Regions from separate parts of the Homo sapiens genome. Here all the other regions are linked to region 1. Evidence: chromatin contacts called from ENCODE Hi-C or POLR2A ChIA-PET data. All regions are on one chromosome and are shown on one strand. The core of a region is the stretch at or near the end of the contact, and the rest is flanking DNA. Distances in the headings are between cores, read along the strand shown. Region 1 overlaps SFMBT2 (Scm like with four mbt domains 2). Region 2 has its middle 19 kb from the start of LINC02642. Region 3 holds the start of LINC02642 (long intergenic non-protein coding RNA 2642).

Region 1 (4,320 bases), core at 750-3,249:
CAGGACCCATTCCCCACACATACTTCCATGAGAAAAGTCCAAAGGAAGCAAAGGAAGATGGCCCACAGGGTGTTCAAACTCTACAGGACCTATGGCTAATTCCACAGCAGCGAAGGACTTCCCACCTACTACCAATAGGTCGTTGATAATATGACTCCCCCAAGGCCATATTAAAGGGATGAGAATCCTTCGACTCATTTTAACTCTGCTGGCACCTGGGGACTCCCACAGGTGTCTCCACTGGACAGTCTTGAAAACTGAAGCAGTGATGTGGCTCAGGGTGCAAAGCCAGTGTGTACCAACAGAGAAACAAACACCAAGGCCTCCTGGAGTCCTCACCGCTACCAGGGGACACAGTCCCAGGACCCAAGCTCTGCCTGGAGACCTACGATCCAAATGACCCTGCGCAAGTTATATAAACTCTCTGTGACTTAGATTCTTCATAGTTCACTTTGAGGAGTGAATGAATTAGGCATTAAAAACAGTGACTGGTAAACTGTGTTCTGTGTAAGTTTACCATATACCATTAGGCGGAACTCCATGACTGCACAACTTTAACCCAAAGAGTTGAAAGCTGAAATGGAAATATTCAAAAGCATCTCCTCCGTAAGGACAAATATGGGGAAAAATGAAGATAAAAGCCCAGCAGAGTACAGTCATAGTAAAGGTAAGCAGGCAGGCACCATTAAATGATGTAAACAGACTGGCGAGGCCACCAGGCAAGATGGGACTCAACCTGTGGGAACTGCATGATTCTCCCAATAGGGTTAATGTCCCAAGCAATCCAATCCCTAGAGATCTGGAAAGGTTAGTACAAAACCCCTTATTATTTAAGTTTGTCTGTTAAAATCCTCCCCAATAAGTTTACTTTTCTCATCTTTTTCCAATTTTCTTCTTCTTACTATACCTTTATTATTCTTCTCTTAGTCTCACCTCTCATCTTACTGCTTTCTTCCTGAATAAACCTGACCTATAGAGGACAACAAACCACACTGGTAAACTCTAAGACTGGCATTCACTAACAATGTGGTTCTTGAATCCCAATTTAAAATTATTTTAATGCATCCTGGCTCCCAGTGTAATTATTTTAAAGTATTATAGCATCTAATTGTCGGATATCTGAAAGCAAATTGACTCTGGAGAAAGCTTAGCTCGCTGGAAATAAACACTCTAAAGAAATGCTTCACCAACATTGTGTTACATTTGTAAAGCCACTTCTCAGACACTTTCAAGTCTTTGAGCTCAATCACTTAGCAATGCTGCACCCTCTAAGTCTACACAATAGCAGCACATCTGCCAATAATGCGGTAACGGATGGGGAAACTCCTGTGGACAGAAGTGAGAAGCCCAAGGCCACTCGCCTCGCCAGGGGATGGAGCTGTAACTGACACCTATGTCAAGCTGATGAAGAACGCCCTATTTCTACTACATCTAAACCCTTTACACAACCAGCCTCCCCAGATTAATGCAGGTGTTACTTCAATGACAGTAAGACACCCTCCTGAATCTCCAGACCCTGCATACCTTCACAGAATACAAACCTTTGGGAGGAGTGAGGCTGACTCCATTTTTAAGGCACCACTGTACTGGCAAAATCCCCAAAGAATCTGCATGGCACAGCATTGACAGTTTACTTGGTTCAGGTCTTAGGTCATCAATAGTCACTTGAAAAAAGTGATTGTTAAAAACCTAAAAGAAAAAAAATGGGGGAGCCAAAGGTTAATTCTTTAGAGTTACATATAATGCTAGTATAAAATAGTGGCAGAGCTTCCAAAGGCAATTAATATAGTTCATCAAAATGATTTGAATACAAACTGGCATTTTCAATGTCCATTACTAAATTAATTCAGCTGATAAAAAGTTAGAATTGACTGCTGTGGTCCTATTAATGAAAAGATAAATAACTAGGTTATCTGGAAGAGTGAGAATGAACAAAATCAAAGACTTAGAGAAGTCAACCAATGGCTATAGCTTGAAGAAAAATGAATGGAGGAAGTCAGACAGACAAACCCCAGCTTAGATGACAGCCAAGACAGGAACTGAAAAGTGAAACCGTTTCTCAGTGTCCACAGCCAGCACCAAACTCTTTACACCAGATCACTCAAGAATCTCCAAGATCTGGCTTGGAGCTTTCTAGCCTCCTCCTGCACCTTTTCCCTCAGAACACCCCACCCTCCAGCCCGAGAGGAAATCGTTCACACTAAGCCTCATGGACTACAACAACCCCCAATGCCATGTTTAAGCTATCAAAACACAGTGCGTTTTCAAGGTACATCTCATATTTCAATGCTTCTGATCTGGCTGGAATAAACCGCCCTCACTCTGCGCTCCTAAAATTTCAGACTTCAACTTCTGTATTGAAAACTCTCATTCCTTCCTAGACCGATTACACATCAGTCTTCCAATGCCATAGAGCATAAGTTATTAGAGGAGAGTGATGTCTTTTTGTTAACACAAGTATTTCCAAATGCATAGAAAGTGCTTTGTACATAGGAACGGGATAAATGTCCACTGAATATAAGAAGAAACATCAATGAAGAAATAAGAACAAGACATGCCGATAAACAAAGCAGAGGGTAAAAATCAGATGGACCATCACTGAAAAGCAAGATGGATTTAAGTAACTTAGTATCTAAAACAGGCCAGAAAAAAAGATCCCTTTCCCAATTCAACAGACATAACCCAGTCTTTCTTAGGAAACCTTGAGAGTTTTACAAAGCTATGATTCCTGGCCCCTTCATTTTTTTTCTGGAAGCAATTTAGTTCAAAGTGAAGCAGGAAAGGAAATTCACTTCTGTTCTTGCCTGTGCTAATTTTGGTAAATAGTTTACTGAAGGTTTGCCTGTGAAAGTCAACTTCAAGCAACAAAGGATCAGATGGGGCCTTCCCAGTGAGGTCATGTCCGAGAGCCCTGTTGAGAATCTCATCCTCCCACCACCTGAAAGGATTATGAAAATCCTTTGACTTCTATCATTTTCACTCTGCTGGGCACCTGGACTCCACTGGACAGTCCTGAAAACTGATGCACGGCGATCTGGCTCAGGGTGCAAAGCCAAGTGCCTACCAACAGGGAAACTAACACCAAGGCCTCCTGGGGTCCTCACTGCTACCGGGGGGCACAGTCCCAGGACCCCAACATCCCTGCCTTGGTGTATTTTTCTCCTTAGCATTTAATATGTAACATACTAGATTTATTTACTTATTGATTCTGTTTATAGTCTGTCTCCCTCCATTAAAATAAAAGCTCCACAATGGGAACATTGTCCAGAATTGAGCCTATGAATGCTCAATAAATATCTGTTAAATTACTGTTATTTAGTCTATCTTGCATATATACACATACACACACATACGTATATAAAGAGCATGTGATTTTGGTGGAGCTGCGGTACCCTGTAAAGAAGGAATTTCCACAACCGTTAAAATGCATGTTCACGTGGGAACACTCCAAAGGAAAAGCTTAGTAAGTTTCATCAAATCCATCAGGGCTCATGTTCCTAAATGGTCTGAAGCACTGTTTTGTGCTCTATCCAGTCCATAACCCACAGGACTCAGAACTAATGCCCAGAGCAGTTAACTGACTTGCCCAAGACTGCACAGCTAAGAGATGGCAGAAACAGAAACAGAACCCAAGGCTTCTAATGCCAGTATCCTTTCCTCTAATCAATACAACACACTTCGCTTACAAAGATGACATCATCACCATCTGCCAGTATCTCAACACCAAAAACACACCCTGGCTGGACTGCTGGAGGTTCATCATTTAATACTGGATCCACTACACGTCTGTCTGCATCCTTGTCTGTTTGTTGTAACATCGTTTACATATTTCTTCAACAGTTATGCCACGAAGAAAAGGCCCAAGGTGGAAAAAAAATGAAATTTTCATTGTGATGAGTAATGACAGCACAGTGTGTTATATTTTCAAACATAATATTCCAAAGTACTTTCCTCATATTTAAAGAAATACATTTAATTATTATAAATATCTTCTACGCTAAGAGTATTCTGATACCTCATTACATGAAGATGAGTCTTGAACCTGGAGAGGTGCCTACCTAGGTTCTAAAAGACAGATGCACATACCCCAATCCATGTGTTATACAAAACATGGTCAATAAGAGGAGGGGTGTATACGAAACGGCATGACTTATTTTATCTTTGCTACAAAGGGTAAGAAAAAGCAAAATAAAAAGGAAAACACAGTTTAGAAATCAGTAAAAATACTTTCTCCCTCCCCTCAATAAGATCTATTTAGAGAAAATTATTTACTGTGAAAAACCAACTATCACTGGAAGTCTATTCAGCTAGAAAAAGAGA
Region 2 (4,320 bases), core at 1,022-3,521, 250 kb after region 1:
TTATTTCTAATTATTCTTGTGGGGGATTCAAAATTTTGAAAAAAAAAAGCAGTGAAAATTATGCATTCACTTGCAGAAATATGTAATTTTGGGGAAGTTATAGGGAAAAGTGTCAGCAACACTATCTTGCCTGAAGCTTGAATAGTTTAAAGCAGAGAAATGTTGTCATGGTAGTAATCCAACTAAAATTAGATTTCTACTTCTAACAACAAGATTGGATCCCAGGGAGAGGCTGAGAGACCTTAGTTCATAAACTCCACTTGGTGTACCATATGAAATAGCTTTACATACACCTCTGCTTTTGGTGAAGTTGGCATCCCTGACCTCTGACCCAGGCATGTTCACCATGAGCCAGGCATATGGAGAGAGTAGAGAGAACAAAGACTGCTCAGTCTGGGCATGGTGGCTCACACCTGTAATCCCAGCACTTTGGGAGGCTGAGGCAGGCAGATCACTTGAGGTCAGGAGTTCAAGACCAACCTGGTCAATATGGTGAAACTCCATCTCTACTAAAATACAAAAATTAGCTAGGCGTGGTGGCATGCACCTGTAATCCCAGCTACGTGGGAGGCTGAGGCAGGAGAATCGCTTGAACCTGGGAGGTGGAGATTGCAGTGAGCTGAGATCGTACCAGTGCACTCCAGCCTGGGCAGCAGAGCGAGACTCTGTCTCAAGAGAAAAAAAAGGCCCTGATCAGCAACGTCTCCACCACACATCCCAGCACTTAGCCAGCCCTCTGCATCAGGAAAGAGGGAGCAGCAGGGGAAACCCCAAGGGAAATAAAGACTAACTTTATCTATTTGCACATTTGTGTTGGGCTCTGGTTGCTGCTGAGAGACAGAGATACCAAAACCTGTACGAAAATATTAACAACAGGTTGGAAAGTTGAAATGCTTAGTCAGGCCCACTTCAGTTCCATTTTCCCCTGCTCCTAAGGAGGAGAAAGAGCAGAGTGAGAGAAAAAGAGCAAGAAGGAGGATGTGTAAGAGTTCCTGACATCCGCCTTCATAAGTGGCCACTATGTGCCAAGAAAAAAGATGAATAAGACACAGCCTATTTAGAGTAATATCACGTCTGGGGAGCTGGATTCTCTCACAATATGTCGACCGTATCCCTGAGAACAAGGGACGCAGAAGTGTCTTGCGTAGTGCTCAGGACACAGTGTGCACTCCGGAAGGGTTTGTTCAATCTCCACCCACATCTGAACGTCTAGGACCTGCTTTGTTGAGGGAATGTGACTTTCATGGGAGAGGCGTGATGGTTAATTTCATGTGTCAACTTGCCTGGGCTGTGGGGTGCCCAGGTTAAGCACTGTTTCTGGGTGTGTCTGTAAGAATATTTCCAGATGAGATTAGCCTTTGAATGGGGGAACTGAGTAAAGCAGATGGCCCTCCCCAGTGTTGTGGGCCCCATTCAATCTGTGGAGGGCCTGAATAGAACAAAAAGGCAGAGGAAGGAGGAATTTACCTCCTTTTTTCTGCCTCATTGCTTGAGCTGGGATACCTCATCTTCTCTTCTGCTTATTTTAGACTGGAATTTACACCACTGGCTCCCCTGCTTCTCAGGCCTTCAGACTTGGAATGAATTACACCATGGGCTTTCTTGAGTCTCCAAGATGCAGATGGCAGATTACAAGCCTTCTCAGCCTCCATGATCACATGGACAATATTGGATATTCCTTATAATCAATCAATCTACCTATTTCTATGTATCTGTCTCTCTGTCTATCTAATCTTTCTCTCTTTGTCTCTCTCTCTCTCTCTCTATCTAGCCAATTAGAAAGCTATTGTAAGTTATTTCTTCCATGAGTGGGGTGGGATTGGAAGTTAGAGGGCACAACAAGAGGCCTAGACTCTAAAGACAGAAGGACAAGGAAGAAAAGAAAAAAAGAAAAAAAAAAAACCTTGCAGTAGAGACTGTCATTTATTACCTAATACCCATCCACTCCCCCCTCCTTAAAGACCAAACTTCTTTTTACCTGGGTGCTAAACATTACATTTCCTGGTCTCTCCTGCAGCTTGGCATGACCATGTGGCTAAGCTAGGCTCAATACAATGTAAATAAAAATGCTGAGTGGGACTTTTCCAGGAAGTTTTATTGAAAGGCATAGATTGTCAGCAAGAGTTTGTTTTGCATTTCTGCTTTTCTTCTCTTTCCTACCTTAATGTGACAGCTGGACCTCCAGCAGCTATTTTGGACCTTGAGGTGGCCTTGGAAACAAAAGCCATCCATGCACTGAAAATGTCAGAGTGGAAAGATCAGAGCATGAATTTGTAAGGACCACCTTGCTAGCCAGTATTACAGTTACATGACAGAGAAGTGAACCTCTACCTTGCCTAAGCAACTGATTGCTTTGTGGTTTTCTGTTATGTGTGACCAAATCTAATTTTAACTAACCCAGAAATCTGCTCTCTGTTGTCCTCTAACTGAATGTCAATGGCTTCCCATCTATAGTTACTTACATGAAGTATGATGACAGATTTTATATTATGAAAAGAGCAAGAACAATGTCGTTTTAAACTTCCTTTGATTAAAAAAAAAAAAAAGCTCATTTCTCTTTACTCACACCCTTTGTGATTTGCCACTCAGATTTCCAAGAAAGGGAAATTAGTCAACCTGCTTTCTATGTACCAGAGCTTTCTTCAATCCCTGCTGGCCATGAGTAATATGGAATCACACATACACAAAATGGGAAGAGCCCTGCTTCTAAATTCTTCACCGACTAGCTCCGGAAGTCCCAAGAGGAGGGTTACTCGGGTTCTGACACCATCCTCCTCCCTAATGACACTGCCCCCCTAGCTCTTTGACTCCCTGACACTACCTAAAAGGAGAAACTCCTGCTTCTGGAAATCATGAGGTCCAGGCTGCCTCCCAGCTCACAGGCTCACCACACTCCAGTGGGTTCCAAATGCATCCTTTACAGCTTCTCAGACACCTAGTCACCCATTTGCCCCAACAAGGACATCTTGTGCTTTCAACATCTAAGTAGATTTATGCAATTTTACTGAAAAACTCTTTAAATATTTATTTGTTTTTCCAACACAAATGCCTTTCCCAGAACCTAAGCTGGATCATAAGATCCCAAGGAGGAGGTTTATATCTTGCTATTCTTTGCATACCTGGCACCTAGCATAGTGCTTATACGTGGAAGGGATTTATTAAAGTTTTTGCACAAACGACAGCTCCAGCGGATAACACAAATACTCACATTTATTTTCTCTTCTAACCCTAAACAATCATCCTGGCACCAGTGAGCCCCAGCTCTTGTCCTTTAAGAGAAATTCTTTCCTGCACACTCTTACTTAGCTCTGAAGAGCAAAAGGATTTTTCTCAGGTCGTCAAGCTGTGACTCTTCACCTCACACAGCACTGGATGTCTTAGAGGGGCTGGGGGAGAGGAGACGGTCTTTTGCCTCCATTTTCTTGATGCTCTGTCATCCCATTGTTTCCTACACCTCTAGGTCCCCACCAATGGGTACCACATCACAAATATAAAGGTCAGCATTTAACTTGGGAAGTGCAAGCCTAACATGCCACAAAATCCTCAACTTCCAACTTCTCTCTACCCGTCCACTCCCACATTGCTCTACTAATGGAGAAAAGGAAGAGGTTCAGTGAACAATGAGCATCGTGATCATCATTTGGGATTTGGCAGACGTAGAATAAGAAGACAGCTTTTAGGTGCTCAGGCTAAACTCTCTGGTGGGACATCGTTTAGGGGATAATGTGGGGGACTCAGTCTCTTCCAATCGCCTGACTGGATAGCCAAAGAACTCCTGAATTTGGATGCAGGAGCAAGGAGGGGGCCTATTGCAAACTTCCTGCTGCAAACAACCACTGCACTGTCCACACACAAGAGGCAAGGGTGTCACCCCATTAGCAAGCTACCGTAAGTTCTTACTACAGGAAGGCAGGATTCAATGGGCCGCTGTGCAGGAGAGTCTGGGAGGCTGGGTGGAGATCCTGCCATGGCAGGGCAACAGGAGCAATAGCAAGGAGAGAAGCTGGCTCAGGAAGGGCCCCTCCCACCACTGCTTTGGAGAGTTTCTCTGCATGACAGCACTCTCAATCCCCCTAAATCACAATGGGGAGTGAATCTGTCTTGTTTCCTCATTATATACTGGGGACCTAGCACAATGTCTGGCATATGTTAGGAACCCAATAAATATTTGTTGAGCAAACAAATGAATGCACACACAATGAAATTGCTGATCTGTGGCTTTAAAGCAAATCTCAGGGCACATTGCAAAGAGTTGATGCAGAGCAGACGCAGCAGAGGAAGCTTTGGTGTATAAATTAGCACGTGCTTATTTAGAAGGAC
Region 3 (4,320 bases), core at 1-2,500, 230 kb after region 1:
TCTCACTATCCATAAAAATGAACACAAAAGGGATCAAAGACTTAAATGTAGGTGCTAAAACTGTAAAACTGCGAGAAAAACACAAAAACATAAGTCTCCATGACCTGAAGGGTTAGGCAATAGTTTCTTTTTCCCCAGAAAGTCTGGCTGACCTTAAAAGAGCCTGCTTCACACAGCATTAAAGATCTGTTTCACACCTGATGCATTACTCTTGCAATAGGCAGGGCTGTCTATGCTATCCTTGTAACATAACTCTTGCTGTGGCTGAAATGAACACACTTAGGCGGTGTACACACACACATACACACATACAGCATGGTCGCAGCCACTCATAAAGCCTGGATCAGTCTCTTCAAATCCTACATGGGCTTCAGCCTAGATAGTCACTGGGAACAGCAACCTCTCAGGGTTAAGCCAGGAACACTACAGTCATGCTGATCCTGAAACTGTTTCAAATATAGCCTGGAGTATTTAATACCTTTATAAACGGAAATGAAACTGGGTTAAAATAACGACCCAAACCAGATGGCGCAAATGTTCTGTTCTCTTCAGAAACTGAAAGAGGAACAAAAAAGAGACTCCTTCCCAAGGGAGCAGGTGCAGCTGCTGGGGAGCATCGGGGCTTTTCCTGAGCGCTGCAGACACCTACAGCCTGGGACCACGTGCTGCTCAGAATGCTCATTCTCTGATTTGTAAGCAATTAATATGGCTGTGACAGCAGCAATCCGGACACAGCAATGCAGAATTCTCAACACAATTCTACTTCCTAGCTCTAGTATTTGCTGAAATGTGCAACAACATGTTCTATAAATCAACTAAAATTTGTTGAGTGTTTACTGTGAGCCAGACACTGTTGTACCAGTATTACTGCAGTAACTCATTTAATCCTTACAACAATCTTACGAGATGGATTCATTTTTCCAAAAATGTACATTGAAACCTAAGCAAGTTAAGTAATATGCCCAATTCATAGAGCTTCTCACCAGAGTTTGGATTCAGGTCATCTGACTCCATAAGCCAGGTGTTTAGCCCTTACTCTCTTTTGCCAAACTGCTAGAATTATAAAAAAAACTGCAAAATGAAATCATTCATTCCTTGGTGTATTTGTTTTCTATTGTCACATTACCAGAAATTTAGCGGCTTTTAAAATAACACAAATTTATTTACTTACAATTTTGAAGATCAGAGTTTGGGGCTAAAATCAAACTGTTGGCAGAGCTTCATTCCTTCTTGAGGCTCTAAAGGAGAAGCTATTTCTTTACCTTTTGCAGCTTCTAAAGGCCGCCTACGTTCGTTAGCTGGTAGCCCCCTCCTCCATCCTCAGAGCTCGTCACTACAGCCTCTGATTTTGCCTCTGCATCTCCTTTCTCACCCTGACTGTCCTGCCAGTCTCTTATCAGGACCCTTGTGATTACACTGGGTCCCACTGAATAATCTGGGATAACCTCCCCATATCAAGTTCCTTAACTCAATCACATCTGCAAAGTCCCTTTGCCATCTAAGGTAACAGATTCACAGGTTCCAGGCCCTGGGATATGGACATCTTTTGGGGATGGTCATTATTCTAACACAAATAAGGAACTAATAAGCCCACCCATGTATCTGCATCATATGTTTCTTAAAAAGAAAAAGAAAAGAAAGAAGAATAAAACACAAGTCTGCAAGTTCATAAAGCACTTAGAAACTATCGGTGGTCAATATGGGGGTCACGTGGAATTGTCCACAATGTCTACTTCTTGGTAGGTTTGTACAAAATCAACAACTGTGAAAAGTTTCACATTAAATTCAAAATCAATAGCAGAGAGAGTTGAGAAAATCCCAAATATGTGGAATTAAACAATACATTCCTAATAACCAATGAATCAAAGAAAAAAAATCACAAGGGAAATTTGAAAATACTTACAGATGAAGGAAAATGAAAATACAACATACAAAAACATATGGAATGCCACAAAAGCTGCTCATAGCAGCAGCATTATTCATTATAGACAAAAAAAGTGGAATAATTCAAATGGCCATTAAATGATGAATGGATAAACAAAATGTGGTATATTCAAACAATGGAGTATTATTCAGCCATTAAAAAGGAATGAAGTGTTGAGACATGTTATGACATGAATGAACCTTGAAAACACCCTGCTCAGGGAAAGGAGCCAGGCACAAAAAGCCACATATTATGATTCCATTTATATGCAATGTCCAGAATAGGCAAATCCATAGAGACAGAAGGTAGGTTAGCAGTTGCCAGGGGCTGGGGGGAGGGAGGAATGGGGAGGACCTTGGTGCCTCACCAGAGCACACACCAGCTAACCTGTGATGGCCATGTGGCATGAATGAGAAACAGACATTTGCTGTTTTATTTAATTTTTTAATTTTTTTTGGGGGAGGGGGACAGAGTTTTACTCTTGTCACCCAGGCTGGAGTGCAATGGCGTGATCTCGGCTCACTGCAAACTCTGCCTCCTGGGTTCAGGTGATTCTCCTGCCTCAGCCTCCCGAGTAGCTGGGACTACAGGAATCTGGCACCACACCCAGCTAATTTTTTTTTATTTTTATTTTTAGTAGAGATGGGGTTTCACCATGTTGGTCAGGCTGGTCTTGAACTCCTGACCTCAGGTGATCTGCCCACCTCGGCCTCCCAAAGTGCTGGGATTACAGGCATGAGCCACCGCGCCCAGCCCATTTGCTGTTTTAAACCAGTGAGATCTGGGGCCTTGTTTATTATCATGGAATTCTAGTCCGTCCTGATTAACAGAGGGTAATGGATAACCCGAGGGCATTTTTCCAATATCCCAAAGGGATGGATAATTAATTACGCCCCCCCCCCCTTCTATTTGGAAATTTCACTGCAAGTTCTTCTAAGTACTCTTAGGACAGGCAACAGCTGAGTGGTCCCGATGAGCCCAGGACATCTCTGATTATTTGAATGGACTTCTCTTTCCCCTCCAGGTGCAGCTGGCTGTAGCAGAATGTGGTTTGAGAGTCCCAGCAGCGCCCTGAGGCCTCTGCCTGCTGAGTTCCTCCCATGAGTCTTCAGTCTCCAAGAACTGAGCTCTACTCTCACGGGCCCCAGCCTCACTCACAGGGACCCTCCAGTCACCTTTTTTATTTTCTATTTTTATTTATTTTTTTGAGGTGGAGTCTCGCGCTGTCACCTAGGCTGGAGTGCAGTGGCGTGATCTCAGCTCACTGCAACCTCTGCCTCCTGGGTTCAAGTGATTCTCGTGTCTCAACCTCCCCAGTAGGTAGGATTGAAGGCGTGCGCCACCACGCCCGGCTAATTTTTGTATTTTTAGTAGAGATGGAGTTTCGTCATGTTGGCCAGGCTGGTCTCGAACTCCTGACCTCAGGCAGTCACCTCCTTTAGATGATGGCCTTTCTTTGGGGGTTTCTCTGTTGTCCCCACCTCTGCCACTGTCCCTGTATTCTACCCTGCCTCCCTAATCTACCCACCCTGGACTAGACTGAAAGACCTGGACCTGGATTGAATGTGGAACATCTCTTACCGGACTTGGTTGTAGGAATATGACCATGCATTCATTGCAGATGCAAGTTAAAGAAGAATATTTTAAATATTGTTGGCTTAAGCCAGGCGGCAAAATATTCAAACATAAAATCTCAGATGCAGCCAAATCAGAACAGCGTGTTCTGGTGACGCGTTTCGGCAAACGCAATCATTCACGGGCTCCTCTGAGCCTAATTAAGCAAAAGCCCAGCTGGGGGCTACAGGAAAAACAACTGTGGATTCTACCTTCATTGCAACAGGTTACAACTGCTGATTTATGCCTCTCGGCAGGAACAACTGGCCCTGGGCCAGGGAGATCACGGAGGCAGCCAAGGAGCCCATGGGTTGCCCCCCTATCCCGGTCCACCCCACGGTGAGGACAGTGCCCTCAGTCACCAAATGCTCAGGATTTACATGAAGTGGGGTAGTCAGAAACTGCAGAGAGTCCATGGAAAGATAGGGGTCACCTCTTGGGGACAGCCAGGACCAGCCCTGCACTGAGTCAACACTTCTGCTGTTCTGCCCCTGAGCCTTTGCTCCCCCATCTCTCGCCGGTCGTTTCCTGCCAAGCGTCTGGTGCCTTCCTGCTGATCCCAGCTGTTTCTTCCCAGGGGCGTCCTAGCAACCATTCAGCCCTTGCATCCTTTCCTTTGAAAGGCCACCAGTCTCCCTCCTTCCCTCGAGCAGGAGGACCGCAGAGCGCACCCTGACGGAAGCGTTCACACTCAAGTGTTTATGGTTGCGTGTCTTCTTGCACAGGGATGTCTGCGTTTCCAATACCGGCTTCTGGACAGGACTCACTCCGAGAAATAAATG

Evidence for each region. A loop is a pair of places that touch in the nucleus more often than their neighbours do. ChIA-PET counts read pairs that join two places held with the same protein, here RNA polymerase II (POLR2A). Pooled maps may share reads with other maps.
Region 2: a loop to region 1 is called in a pooled map, with 2.1 times the contacts of the local background. The contact joins two enhancer-like sites. A Hi-C loop is called at or near these places in 1 of 168 maps with a recorded cell type or tissue (natural killer cell) and 6 of 50 pooled maps. POLR2A ChIA-PET finds 5 or more read pairs at or near these places in 1 of 52 experiments (IMR-90).
Region 3: a pooled map shows a loop between it and region 1 (2.3-fold over the local background). The contact joins the promoter of LINC02642 here to the enhancer-like site in region 1. A Hi-C loop is called at or near these places in 1 of 168 maps with a recorded cell type or tissue (natural killer cell) and 7 of 50 pooled maps. POLR2A ChIA-PET finds 5 or more read pairs at or near these places in 1 of 52 experiments (IMR-90).

Annotation. Positions count from the first base shown.
Region 1 is chr10:7,242,017-7,246,336 of GRCh38, forward strand. SFMBT2 (Scm like with four mbt domains 2) reads right to left here. Exons shown (of 21, transcript NM_001387889.1): 9 at 1,542-1,689. Among named protein-coding and RNA genes, the nearest start is that of SNORD129, 57 kb to the left of the region's middle. Within about 2 kb of position 2,000, at least 3 of the 41 ENCODE cell types and tissues checked have a DNase peak (open chromatin) inside an H3K27ac peak, as active enhancers do; they include natural killer cell, where a contact is called at or near this core.
Region 2 is chr10:7,490,165-7,494,484 of GRCh38, forward strand. No RefSeq gene overlaps it. Among named protein-coding and RNA genes, the nearest start is that of LINC02642, 19 kb to the left of the region's middle. Within about 2 kb of position 2,272, at least 2 of the 41 ENCODE cell types and tissues checked have a DNase peak (open chromatin) inside an H3K27ac peak, as active enhancers do.
Region 3 is chr10:7,471,599-7,475,918 of GRCh38, forward strand. LINC02642 (long intergenic non-protein coding RNA 2642) reads right to left here and starts at 1,251. Exons shown (of 4, transcript NR_184109.1): 1 at 1,172-1,251. RefSeq lists enhancers at 390-589, 600-699.